Linked DNA regions of Homo sapiens: all the other regions are linked to region 2. The links are chromatin contacts, found by Hi-C in ENCODE. All regions are on one chromosome and are shown on one strand. Each heading gives the region's core, a stretch centred on a gene start or an enhancer-like site at or near the end of the contact. The rest is flanking DNA. Distances are from core to core; before and after follow the strand shown. Region 1 overlaps ZSWIM6 (zinc finger SWIM-type containing 6). Region 2 holds the start of PDE4D-AS1 (PDE4D antisense RNA 1). Region 3 holds the start of MIER3 (MIER family member 3).

Region 1 (4,533 bases), core at 1,941-4,440, 2.4 Mb after region 2:
CTTGGGAGGGTATTCCAGATACAGGAAAACTTGAGCAAAGACAACAGGCATGTTTGAAAAACAGTAGGCTTTGCTTCCATGAGGCCAAAGTGTAGGCTCTGTAAAACACAAGAGTAGAAGAGTAGATTAGAGACAGAGTGTCAAGAGCTCTAAAGTCATTTCTGTTTGGACTTTATTCTCAGTGTCATAGTTTCTATATGGAAAGGGGCTCAGAGTTTAAAAGAGTAACTCCATAAAAATAATTGTAGCACCACATCTTTATTTGGAAGATTAAAGTCTTTTATTTGAATTATATTTCAGAATCTTAAAATATGTATATGTATCACACAAAGAAAATACCTTTAAAGACTTTTTCTTTATGTATAGTCTGTGGTCCTGTGAGGTCTGGAGCTTGGGACTACTGTGAAATAAATGATAACCTTGTCATTCAGTAGACAGCCTGAGCTGCATTAGGGTCTTCTGCATCTCAGGGTTGGAGGCTTCTCCCTGCTTTGGCAGAATTTCTCTTCCCTCCAGTCTTGGCCTTCTCCATTAACACACAGGTACTTTGAACTTTATGTCTGCAGGTCTGTGTCATTTTGCTATCTCTTTGGGGAACCACCTGCCTAACCTTATGAGGTCCTGTTCAAAACTGTGGTTCTGCTCTTTTCAGCAACTGATCATTATTGCATATCACTGTCTTTTAACATCTACTAAAGCTGAAAACATTTGTATACTTAATATATTAATAGTATATTACTTGTTTATCAGTATGATGGTTTACATAAATGTGAAGCCTAGAAATTTTATAGGGACCTGGTGTAGTAATCCCTAACAGATATTGAAAGAAAGGTAAAAATTAGTTGAAAGGACTAGATCATCCTCATTCCTCACTCATTTTTCCTTAAAGAATATATTAAAAGGCAAAGTTGTCTACAGTCAGTATCAAAATTTTGTTTTAACAATGTTTTCAACATTTTACATCTTTCTGGTAATTTTATGAAGTCTCTGAAGACTAAAATCTGTCATAATTAGTCAGAAGTAATATTTCCGAGTAGGTATTTACTTTCAAAAAGCCTAAGTCTTTAAAGGTGGCATATGATACTATAATTTATCTCAGAAATCTTTTATTTATTTATTTATTTATTTATTTATTTATTTATTTTGAGACAGAGTCTTGCTCTGTCACCCAGGCTGGAGTGCAGTGACATGATCTCGGCTCTCTGCAGCCTCTGCCTCCCGGGTTCAAGCGATTCTCCTGCCTCAGCCTCCTGAGTAGCTGGGATTACAGGTGCCTGCCACCATGCCTGCCTAATTTTTGTATTTTTAGTAGAGACGGTGTTTTGCCATGTTGGCCAGGCTGGTCTCGAACTCCTGACTTCAGGTGATCCACCCACCTCAGCCTCCCAAAGTGCTGGGATTACAGGCGTGAGCCATTGCACCCGGCCTCTCAGAAATCTTAAAAAGGATTTAGTTTCATTTAAAAATAACAAACACAGTTCCCCAAATCTGAAATTTAGTTATTGAAACTGGACCATGTTGTCCATGGAAAACATATCTTACTTTATACCAGATTTTAAAATTAACACTGGTGTAAGTGCAGCCTAAAATTCCTCTGAGCCCCACTTTTACATAAGAAAAATTATTGAATATGATAAAGGTAGCATTTCCAATCAGTGAGAAAAGATAGGTTATTCAATTTGTGTTGGGACTAGTGGATATATATCTAGGAAAAAAAGTACAGACTCTAAATATTGAAAGGTAAAACTGAAAACATAAAAATATTTGAAGAAATCACTGGAAAATTATTCTACAAACTGCATGGGGAATGACAGTCTGTGATAATAGTAACCAAGAACCATGAAAGAATAGATTGGTAACAATTCAGCTACATAAAAATCCCTAAATTTCTCTATGGCAGAAACCATGAAACAGATAAATTTACCAAACTGGAAAAAATTTTCACAAATCATGTCACAAAGAGCTAATTTTCTTAAAATATATAAAAAAGATCTTTCAAAGTGTCATACACAAAACACTGCTTTTCGAAAAACATAAGCTCCTACAAAGCAGTAAGAAAATGATGAACAAATAGAAAAATGGGCAAAGGTGATGATTTAACAGTTCACAGAGAAATACAAATGGCTTCTAAAATATATAAAAAGATGCCCAACTTCGTTCATAATATGAAAAATGTAAATTAAGACTACACTAAGATACAATTTTTCACAGATCTGTTTTCTAAAAATAAAATAAGCTTGAGAGAGAGCCTCTTATCTGAATTCTGGGACAGCCTGATTTGCATGAGGGAAATAGGCATCCTCCTGCACTGCTGGTGGGAGGGTAAAGGTACAGTCTCAGTGGAGGACAGTTTGCTGTTACCTCTCAGAATTACAAATGCATGTGTTTGTTTTGATGTAGCAATTTCCCATCTAGGAATTTATTCTTGAAAGACAGTCATACAAGATTTTCACACCAGCATTATTTGTAATAGCAAAAAGATGGGAAATTACCTAAATGCTCATATATAGGGGACTGCTAAATTGTGGAATTCCATGCAATTCTAAAAAAGAATAAGGAAGCAAAGTAGAGAACATTATGTATAGAGTTTACCATTTTAAAAAGGAGAAAATAGAATATATGTGTATTTCCTTATGTATCACTAAAATACTTCTGGGTGAATACAAGAGAAGTAACAATTTATCATGGGATGAGAACAGGGCAACTGAGGGACGAAGTTGGAGGGAGATTTTGTCACTGTGTACCCTTTTGTTTTGGACCATTTGAAGCTATTGTCTCTTGACAATAATTTCAAGAAGATAAATTATGAAGGAGGGGGTCTAAAAAAGCTTTAAAATACGTTGTTTTAATAAAATGTTTTAATTTCTTTGCTTGAAAATTAACATTGCTTTAAGGGGGAAACAGCAGTTTAGGGGGAGCAAGTGCATTTAATTAAATTGCCTCTTCAGCAGTATTAAAAATCAGTCAGTTGTAAATTGGTGAGGAATATATTAAAACCCTATGGGAGACCAAGTTCTGAAGTTTGCTTCGAAGTTCGACCAGGAAAAGAAGGGGTTAAAGGTGTGATGCAGGTAAAGGAAGGGTTAAGGGCATTATGCAAGCTGTTAAATAAAAAGGAAGTGCATTACAAAATGCTGAGCTCAGGAGTCTGGCTGCCAGCCAAACCTTTGCTTTCCTCACTACAGCTGAGGGCTTTCGAAGCTTCCCACCAGTGGGTTTGTCTGAACTGTTTAGGAATGCGGCCGCGGTCGCCAGCTGACGTCAGCGCCGCCGGTTCAGCCGCAGGCCAGAGTCAGAGACTGACAGCGCGAGGGGCGGGGTTGGGAGTCAGGATGGGGCGAGGCCTGCGTGTGACTGATGGCGCGGGGGCGGGGCGGCGTGTGTGTGACTGACCCGACCGCGCAGAGGCGGGGTGGCACAAGATTTGCGTTTCCTTGATGACTTCTAAATTATGATTATAGATTTTCTTTGTAATGAGGGGAAAGGTTTTTTTTTTTTTTTTTTTTTTTCCCGTTTTTGAAATCCAGGCCTCTGTATTGCTTCACTTTAGGTATTAAGTATAAGCACAAAATTAAATGTAACACATACCAAATTGTCCAACTTCAAAGGCCATTTTGTTTTTGTTTTTGTTTCTGAGAACGAGGGGGCCACAGTAAAAACTTTGGTGATTTTTACCAGTGGAGGGGCTAGGGAGGTGATTTTTGCTGTTTAAGGAGGTTCTCAAATTTACTTACCTGCAGTCCATTTTCATTTCAGAATTGCTACCAGAAAGAAATTGTAAAAGTTTTCAAGCATGATTTTGTAAAGCAAAAGATCAAAAAAGGAGAGAAATTATGTGGAAAATTGGCAAGATTAATTATATCTCTATTAAGACCACCTTTGCGCAAGATAGTTTTGGGTTATTACTGCTGATTTTCAGCCTTTAAAGAAAAATGTGGGTTCTTGGTAGCAACTTACAAGGATGGTGTTTAGAGCTATAGTTCCCCCTTCTCCACCATACCCTGTTTTCTTGATGGTTAATTTTACTTTTAAAAACATTTGTATTTCTTGACTATTTATTAATTAGATCATTTTGCTTAGTCATACCTAAGAGTTTTGTTAGTCTTCGGTTTCTTAGTTGTATGAGTCAGAGTCAGGAATGCAAATTTATTAGCTTTTTGTGGAGAGGGATATGTGGGATGGTGAGAGCTGCGGGTGGGTAAGCATGGAGTGCAATACCAGTTCATAGACAAGGATCTAAAAGGAGCCATTAAGCTCCATGGAAAACATTGTTACTTGATCAGGCCAGTAAAGGAAGACTATTTTGAGTAGCTACTGAAGTTATCTGATAGTTAATTTAATTGATTTGAGTAACTCTTTCAGGGACCCCAGATTTGTAAAAGTGGCACTGTTGTGACTTTTGATAAAGGGAGTTTTAGCCTTTCATGAGAGGAAGCCTTGGACTTATTTGTCCTTCATGTTGAGAAGCTTCCGTATGATCTTCATGGTTTCCTTAGGCACAATCACTGTGATTTCACCTATGTATAGCAGCCC
Region 2 (4,360 bases), core at 1,025-3,524:
GAGAATAAAGGTGCCTAATGCTACAGCAGGGGGTAAAAGTCCCAGTAAGAGAGCAATAATTGGTCATTCTGATGAGGAGCTGTGCCAAATTTAGAAATGAGGCACAAATGACAAAAAAATTGATCATCAGTGTGGACATGGGTAGGTCAGTGTGCATATGGGTAGGTTAGTATCTGCTGGCCGTGTCTACAGAGCCCCTTTTATTTATTTGAAGCCAACTTTTCACTTGACAATGCTACCTACAAAAGCACTGTTAATAGATAAGACAATCAAGTGGCTGTTATGCCGTGGCCTTTTTGTAAAAACTGCATGAGAACAGGTGGGATAAAAACCATAGAAAGGTAGAAAAAAAAAAGCATCACTCATTTAAAGATATGTGCACATAGATGAACTGTAAGATAATATAACCTTCTTGACCTTGTAAATAGGTGGCCAAAAATACTTAAATATCTTGACGAGGCAACTATTACTAATTGTCTCACAACATTACCAGTCCTTACTGGCTGAATCCTTCAGCCATCTGCATACGACATGCACAGGCAAATAGCCACTAAAAACATACACAATTCCAATTATCTCCTTGCATAACTAAAGACAAAAAGAACAGGAAATCCAAAAAATACAGCAAAACTGAAAACACTATACCTTGCCTTCCGTGCTATTTTAAGGCTGTCCCAGGCTGAAGGTTACTTCTCAGCCCTCAAAACTCCATTAACTGCCAAGACCAGCACCTTAGCACATATGGCACAGATGCCTAGTTGAAGCCTCCTTGTACTAAATGACCTCAAAAAACTGGGCTTTCTTTCCAAGATTAATGGAAACAAAAGTAATGATCATAAGGAACCTTCTAACTCTGTTAATGTTTCCTGCGGATATGTATGGCCAACTGAATATATAAAGGCTCAGTTCTTGCGGGGTACCCTGACAACTAGATGAATTAGGGTGAAGGTTCCAAGTTCGATGAACTCTTCTGAGTTTGAGTGCCCTAGGTGGTGACATTCAAGTGATTTCACAGACATCCACCAATTCTTATTTTCAACCGGGAATCCCAAGAACACCTTTAAACATGCAATGCCCATGGACCCTACTGGGTTTCTGCTGCAAGGGCTCAGTGTTACTTAGGAACCCTGTGTCTTGGGAGATACTTAAATTTAGCACGTCAAATTGCTTTTGGAAAATGTTTATCTGGCGTGACTAGGGGAGGCAAAGCAAGGAAACAGGAACCTCCCTCTAAGGAGCAGAATAGCCAACATGCAGTAAGCCTAAAAAACCTCTCAATTTATTTCCCGGGGCTATGGGTACCAGTGGCTCGCCGGCATGGGAATCAGCAGCCTGGGGGCACCAGTGACAGCAGAACCGGGGCTTACCTTGTTGGAGGCCATCTCACTGACGGAGTGCCTGGTCTGTAGGGTCTCTAGCTGGTCCAGACACCAGTCCAGCTCCTCCAGGGTCTCGCTGGCCAGTTTCTGGTAGGCCTCCTCTGCGAAGAGACAGGGAAAGGGGGACTCAGTTCTCAAGCGCTTCACGGGTCCGCTAGCGAGTTCAAAGGGGGCCATCCTGCCATACCCCGCCATGCTCGGATGCCCGGTGCCGGCACATGAGGGCTGCTCCTTCATATTGCCCAGCCCGGCAGTGCAACGGGGGCGGAGGCTGTGCTCGCGGGGCGGCCGGCCTCGGGGAGGCACGGTCTCTCCAGCTTGGCGTCTCGGGTCGGCCTCCAGGGAGGGCGTGCAAAGAGCGGCGAGCCAACTTTCACACAGCGACGCGAGCGGAAAAACCACTATGCGACTTTTCAACTGTGCGGCGGGCCCGAGTCCCAGTCCAGGAGCCCGGCTCTAGCGGATGGCGAGGGGGTGGCGAGCGCGCTTGGGTGCCCGCCCCGCAGAGGAGCGTCTGGTCCACAGCCGGATCTCCTCGGTCCCCAACCCGGAGCCGCGGCCCCACGCCCGCCCCGCCTGCCGAGCCTTCTGCACGGCACTTGAAGTGAATGAATCAGCCGCGGCCGGGTGCGCGGCCACCACGTTTCCTGTTTTCTTTCTCAACTCCTCGGGCGGCAGGCGCAGCGCGGCTCCAACGCCGCAGCTTTCCGGGAACACTCCCCCTCACGCCCCTCTCGGCCCTCGGCGCTGCCTGGCTCCTCCTCAACCCCCTTACGAAAAGATTCCGAATTGCAAAAGCCTGTCCCTGTCCGTGCCACCCGCCGCGTCCTTCCCCTCGAGCTCTGCCCCGGGGGCCCCGCCACCTCGCAGTGCCATCCCCCCGGCGCAGCCGGGCGCCACTCGCTTTGAAGTGCAGACGAGGAGGCGCGGGCGCGAGCGTGTGTGTCTGTGGGGCTGCTGTGGGACTGTCTGTGCTAGGAGAGCGGCGGAAAACCCGGCGTGGAGCGCCTGCAGTCCGCCGTCCGGGGTCGCGCCCGCCGCGGGGCTCAGGAGGGACCGGCACGCAGGCGCGCACGGCCGCGCACCTGTCTCGCTAGAACCCCGCGCGCCCCGCCGAGCCACTGCCCTCCAGGTTGCCCAGACCGCTGGAGCCTCTGCGACTCCACGACCGGCTGCTTCCTGCGAAGTTTCACAAACAAGGTTATTTAGGACCCTCAAGGTTTCTGAGGGTTTAAGTTTTAGGGTTTCTGGGGGTTCGTTTCTAAAGGCTTAGGATTCACCTACTTCAAGGAGGCAGGGTTGTGGGAATTAAGACCGCATTCTTTTTCTACCCAGCCCAGTCCCTACTAAGTACCAGACTTCTAAATGTTGGGGCGGACAGAAACAAGCAAACAAAATATACAATGTTGTGGGGTCGGAACGCTTTATAATTCACAAATTTGACAATAGGCTGCATTTTCATATGCCGAATTGCCTAAGAGTTCTCTTAAAGGAACAGCAATGTGAAAGAACCACATGGTAAGGAGAATTTACGCATGTCCTGCATACTACTCCTTTCCCCTGTGAATTGCATAAGACCTAGATGATCTTGGGCCAAGGAAGAAAATCTGGAAGGGTGTTTCTACCCACCATGTGCAGAGTACACTACAATTTTGAGAAAACGGAAAGACCATATTCAAAGGCATACAGAAAAGCCTGTTCTGTTTACAAAGGCTGACCCAGGGCACCAGGGACACTGTCCCTAAGCAGATCAGTTGTGGGAGAACTTTTCTACATTAGCATGCAATAAGCAAACCATTCATAGTGAGGAGAAGTCAAACTCCCAAGGGTCCATTTGATAAAACTTTGTCATTGTCGAGTGGAAAGAAGATACTGAGAAACTTACACTAAGTGGTGGGATCCCTTGTCTTTGTCTTTGAATCTACAGGTATTGGAGAAGAAATTCTGCCCTTGAAATTTAGACTCCATAAATTAACATGGCACAACAAATAAAGTTCATGGACTGAATTTAGGCTCCTGGGATTTTTGAGATAGCTTTTTATGTGAACTTTGTAAAAGTTAGAGTAACTTTTAAAGTAGTTGTTACATGTGCCACGTGGCTTATTGTTATCAAGAATACTTGAACTATTTACTGTTCACTTTGAGTACTCTAGGTTAAAATTTGCCTCTTTTTTGTTCTACTTCCTCCACCCCGCAGTCTATGTAAATATATACTTTAGATGGACAAACAACTGCCTAAACCTTGCCAGGTGAATTAAAGTTTCAGATTGAAGCTTTTTTTTCCCCCTTAACAAGCTTAAAGATATTAATAATTTTAAATGGTAAATATAAAATACCTGCTCTGTATAGCTTCCCCAATTCTAAGAATGTAAAAAATATTACATGCTTGTTATAAAAATTGAAGCATTACACACAAATATAGGAAGTCCATTGTAACCCCACACCCTAAAGATCACAAACAATACTTTCGCCTATGGCTCTAACACAATCATTTTCATTTTACTGAATAACTTCCATATGCAAGTATAGCATCACCTAGTTGCCATGGTAGTGCATCTACTATATGGTTTGGTTTTGATATTTTCCTCTCTCTCTCATTCCCATAATATAGGAATGTAGGAAATTTTAAGAGGACATTGACTTGTTTTATGATCATTTGAGCTGTCCATAGTTAGCCTATCCAGTGGATTAAAGATGCATAACCATTGTGTCTGGGATTTGTTCAGTGCCATCTTTTCAATCATTGGTTACAATGAAGCTGGGAGTCCCCTCTGAGGTTCGGCTTTCTGTGGCTCCTCTCCCCTGCACTCCAACTTTCTCAAAGCCTGAGCCTCAAGTGATTTCCCAGTAGCTAAGTAAACTGCCCCCTTCCTCCATCTTCACCAAGTTCCCAAAGCTGTTCAGACTCAGGCTTCAAATCTAACAGGATGTGGCTCCACACATTATATTTCAGTTGTTATTTTTTAATGTGGAAAATAATT
Region 3 (4,565 bases), core at 1,300-3,799, 2.1 Mb before region 2:
TTAAAATAGCTGCAAATTTCTTCTACTTGGTGTTATAATACCTTAAATGACAGTCAAGTGAGGCTCTGAAGGTGGAGCAGATACAAAAAGTAATAGTGTAAGGAAACTGACTATTCACTCTATGGAAACAAGTTGTAATGGAAGATTTAGGAGCTCATCTGTGCTCCACCACTAACGAAAGTTATTTAAAAGTCTCCTCAACTGTAAAATAATGGAGTTGGACTAGTTCAGAGGTGCTTTTCCTGTAGACTAGGAGAGGGAAGACAGCAAAGAGGTAAGCTAGAAAGGAAATGAGAAACTGAAACAAAGATACCTTACATGATTAGCACATGAGGAAAGGTCCTTATGGACCTGCTACAGGGATTCTACAAACCCCAGATTGTGTGTAATTATGCATATGTGCAGAGTTCTGGGACACATCCCTTGCTTTCATTAGATCCTGACAGGGGTTTCTGACCTCAGGAAAGTTAAGAAACACTGTACTAGATGACCTAAGATCGTCTCAGCTCAGAAGTCAAAATCACCCTTTTTCTGTGCCAAACTTGGAAGTTCTGTCTTTTTTATTAAGGTAGCTTTACCTCTCAACTTCCAATTTTAACACAACTCATAGACATTTAATTATGAAAAAGAAACAACGTAAGAGGAGATGAGGGGTTACAGTTAGTGAAGTAGTCCCAGAGTTCTGACAAATTACTCAATCTCTAGAAGAAACCGAAGTTAAAATCTAAATTGCTAAAGTTGGTGTCAAGTTAATTTGGGATTAACTGTTTCAGGCTCGGAGGAAAAATAAGATATGTAATAATTAAAGCCATATTCCTTAAAAGAACGCTTGTCTTAGCAACTTTGTAACAGTTACTTTTTCAACATGCAAGAGAAAACAAAGAACAGTATAACTGTTTCTTCCCCAAACTTTACTAAATGCACACTGAAACTCTTAAAAATCAATGAAGAAAAACCTGCAGGATACATTTCTATTGGGAATCCTTTAGCAACAGACCTTTGAGCCCACATTACCCACTGGGAACCACCGAAGACGTAAGAAAATAGGACAAACCTGGGCTCGAACTTCCAAAAGAAGCCTAGGAGAGAGAGAAGAAAACGTGAGGTTAGATCGCACAGCCAGGGAAAGAGGCAGCGCCGGCAACAGGGCGCAGAGGAGGCGGAGTCGAGCGCTCCTCCGCAGCTGCCAAAAGTGCAAGACGTAGCTTCACTCGAATCGCTCCCGGCCCCTTTCGGGCCCCCTCTTGGCTGCCTCGCCTTCCTCCCCGAGTCCCAAGTGTACAAACTCACAGACCCGGGACGAAGCCCGGAGTCTGAGAGGCAACTCCAAGTCGCTTCTTGGAGCTCAGCAAGTTTCCAAGCAGAGAAGCAAAACCCAGAGCAGTCGGCTGGCACCATCAGTCCCCCATCCCTGGCATCTCCGGAGTCCTCCAAATCCCACCCGGCTCTCCGAAGCCCCAAACAACTCGAAACGTAACACCCTTTTCTGGAACGAACTCGCGTTCTGAGCACCTAGTTCGCCCCTGGGGCCCGGGAGCCCCAACTCCGAAGCCGATCTCTTCCCCTGCAGCGTAGGCCAGCTCGAATCGGACACTCGCCCCCAAACCAAAGCGCGAGCCCCCCATCCTCTCTCTCGAGTCCAGAGATGCAGCTCCTCTCAGTTCCAGGGATGCTGGCTCCTTCCAGAGTGTTCAGTCCCTCCCTGGACCGTCAGCGCGCCCCCCGCCCCAGCGAGCTCCAGCCCAGGGGCTCCTGCCACACCGCCCCCTCCCCCCAGCTCACCAGTCCCGGGGGACATGGCCGGGGCAGCTTCGCTCGCCCAGCCTTCCTTCCTCCAGCCCAGAGAAAACTGGAGCTATCAAGCCGCTCTCCTGGAGAGGGCGTCGAGGGTCTCGGTCTGCCCTTTAACCCCAGGGGCTCCCGCACCTCCCGGGCTGCGGGGTGGGGAGTCCCGCTCTTCTGAGAAGCCCGGTGGCCCCGCATCCCGCTCTTCTCCGCGCCCCCAGCAAAGTGAAGCGTGCGGCTCCTTCGCGCCGCAGCCCGGGCCCGGTGGGCCGGGGGCACAGCGCACGACTCCCGCAGGGCAGTGGCGCAGCCCGCTCCCCTCTTTGCGATCCGGCCGCGGAGGGGGGGCTCCGCCGGTTTCCACCCACCCGGGCCCGGGGAAGAGGCGCGGAGGCGCCGGCGGCCCGCGTCAGCGACCGGGGACACGGCACTGCCTCGTCCCTGGGGCAGGGCTCACTGCAGCCGGCCGCCACCTCCGTCCGGCTCGGTCGCCCGGCCCGACCGGGGCCGGAGCCGCCGCGGCCTAGTCCCGGAGGGAGACCGCTCCCGCGCCCGCTCCCGCCCCCCGGCCAGCCCCGCCACGGCCAGTCGCCGCCCCGCGACCCCCGCGTCGCCACGCCGCCCCTCATGGGGCAGCGGAAAGAGCCCCGGATCCCCCAGGCTGGCTCGGGGGTCGCGGGGAGCCGCCGGGCGCCCGCTCCAGCCCGGCTGCTCCTGCCCGGTTTCCCTGCTCACCTCCGCCATATTGGTACCTTTAGGGCGAACGAGCAGCGCCGAGCCCAGTCCCCGGATGGGGCGCCTGAGCCAATCGCAGCCGCCGCCGCCACCGCCGCGGTCCGCCCGGCACCCGCCCGGCGGCGGAGGCGGCACGGCCCCTTATAGGGCAGGGCGGCCCGCGACGCCCCCGGCCCGCTCGCAAGCCGACGCCGCCCGGCGCCCCTCGCCGCCCCCGCGCCGGCCCCAGCCGGCCAGACCCGCACCCGCGCGCACCGTCCTTCTCCTCCTGGCTGGTGTAAAGTTCCTGCCGAATTGGAGGCAAGTGGGGGACGGACGGACGCGCGGGCGCGGGACAGACCCACGTCCAGCCAGTGGAGGCCCAAGAGCCGGCGGGCGCGTCTGGGAACCGACCCACAGACACCGCGGCGCGGGAGGGCGTGCGGGAGGCGGGCAGGAGACTTGGACTGGCAGGCGATGTGCAGGGGAACTCGACAGACTCAACTTCCCTAAGAGGAGGAGGCGATCTATGAAATAGACAGATGTGGGAGGAAGCCCTGGGAAATGGGAGAAGAGGCTGGTGGATGGCAGAGTCAGTCCAGAATGAGAGGACTACAGTCAGGCACTTTGCCGTTTCCACGAAGGGACCTGCAGGAATGGGAGATGGAGACCGGTGTACACTGCTCACGGAGTGGACAATGGAAGTAGACATTTGCCAAACAGGTTATTGACAGCACAGAAGAAAAGACAAAAGATCGACAGGGCAGAGAAATGATGCTGAATATACTTGTACAGTTCAAGAAGATGCCCAAAAAATATAAACTGTGCTGTTATCCAAAAAAAAAAAAAAAAAAATTAGACCAGTTCTAGGAATTGTTCATCACCAACGTGTCTTAGGGGATGACCCAGAGATACTTGATACATCTGTTGAAGGACAGGAACAGCATATCAAAGGCCCTGAACTGAGTCTCAAAAATTCTACCCCTCACTTCCCTCACTTCTCCAAAAAGGCCAAACGTTTGGGTAGGATCATAAAAGGAAACTAGTCCCCTGTGCAAGTGGATGGGTGAAAGACGGAGCATAAGGCTTAACAGGAATACCTGCTCGTACATGTTCCTTATGACCATTTGCTCTTCATTGGAGGAGATTACTCTCCGGAAGGTCCACATCCACACTGAAAGACTTTGAGCCAAGTACACAAAAATATACACTAACGACTGATTGGAGAGTTAGGTCCTGCAAGAAGTTAAAGTAAGGTATGGAGTTGCCCTAGCAAATTTGGAGGACACATTGTCCTAAAGTGGGAGGCCAATTCTATCTGTGGAAAAGAAAGTCGGCTGTAAGGTACATGAATAAGTGAGATGCAAATACCATCAGGAATTATAGCAGGACCCTACAGGAATTTGGAGAGAGTGATCTCAGACACCAGAGCTCTTCTCCCAGCTTTTTTCTAAAACATACGTAATATTAAATGATAAAGACAAGTTTTTAGAAGCTAAAACTTTCCATACGTCATACTTTTAATCCAAACATGAAAGGTCTTGATTTTAACCTGGGGTCCCTCCAATTCCCTTATTGCTGGAGTGCATACTGAGGATGAGGCTGGAGACTGGAGGTAGGGAGAGGGTTATTTTCAAATTTTTTGCCAAGGCATCTCAAAATCAAGCTTATGCCACGGGTAAAAGTTATTTACTTATGGAAATTTTAGGGAAAAATCACTCCAACTATTTCTAAACATCATAAAGACATGGAAAATTACACTTTCCCTGCTGTGAAAGATATCTTTCGACCTTTTGTCCAGTCAAATAACTCAAAAACAGCTAAACTTTGAAACCAGACCTTGGCACACATTGTATGTACTGTCCTCAATGAGGCGTTCAGAGTTTTCAAAGTAAAAAAAAATGGCTTGAAATTAAGTACAAGTGAATAACTTTAGAAATGACGCAGTGAGCACGCGCTGTGGACAGAACCATGAAACAGTGCCCTGAGCAGCTGGACCGCAGTCTGAGCCACGTGAAGAAAGTGTCTCCAACAACCTGCCTCATACATTACACTGGGAAAAACAT

What was found. A loop is a pair of places that touch in the nucleus more often than their neighbours do. Pooled maps may share reads with other maps.
Region 1: a pooled map shows a loop between it and region 2 (6-fold over the local background). The contact joins the enhancer-like site here to the promoter of PDE4D-AS1 in region 2. A Hi-C loop is called at or near these places in 6 of 50 pooled maps.
Region 3: a pooled map shows a loop between it and region 2 (5-fold over the local background). The contact joins the promoter of MIER3 here to the promoter of PDE4D-AS1 in region 2. A Hi-C loop is called at or near these places in 4 of 50 pooled maps.

Annotation. Positions count from the first base shown.
Region 1 is chr5:61,405,586-61,410,118 of GRCh38, forward strand. All of the region lies in intron 1 of ZSWIM6 (zinc finger SWIM-type containing 6), which reads left to right. Among named protein-coding and RNA genes, the nearest start is that of ZSWIM6, 76 kb to the left of the region's middle. RefSeq lists an enhancer at 2,426-3,625 and a silencer at 3,051-3,441. Within about 2 kb of position 3,191, at least 21 of the 41 ENCODE cell types and tissues checked have a DNase peak (open chromatin) inside an H3K27ac peak, as active enhancers do.
Region 2 is chr5:59,037,492-59,041,851 of GRCh38, forward strand. It overlaps PDE4D-AS1 (PDE4D antisense RNA 1), which reads left to right and starts at 2,275. Exons shown (of 2, transcript NR_198970.1): 1 at 2,275-2,579. It overlaps PDE4D (phosphodiesterase 4D), which reads right to left. Exons shown (of 15, transcript NM_001104631.2): 6 at 1,368-1,480. RefSeq lists a silencer at 1,644-1,713.
Region 3 is chr5:56,949,574-56,954,138 of GRCh38, forward strand. MIER3 (MIER family member 3) reads right to left here and starts at 2,550. Exons shown (of 13, transcript NM_001297599.2): 1 at 2,521-2,550; 2 at 1,055-1,079. The coding sequence starts at 2,529. RefSeq lists an enhancer at 1,382-1,471 and silencers at 2,042-2,211, 2,272-2,381, 2,412-2,831.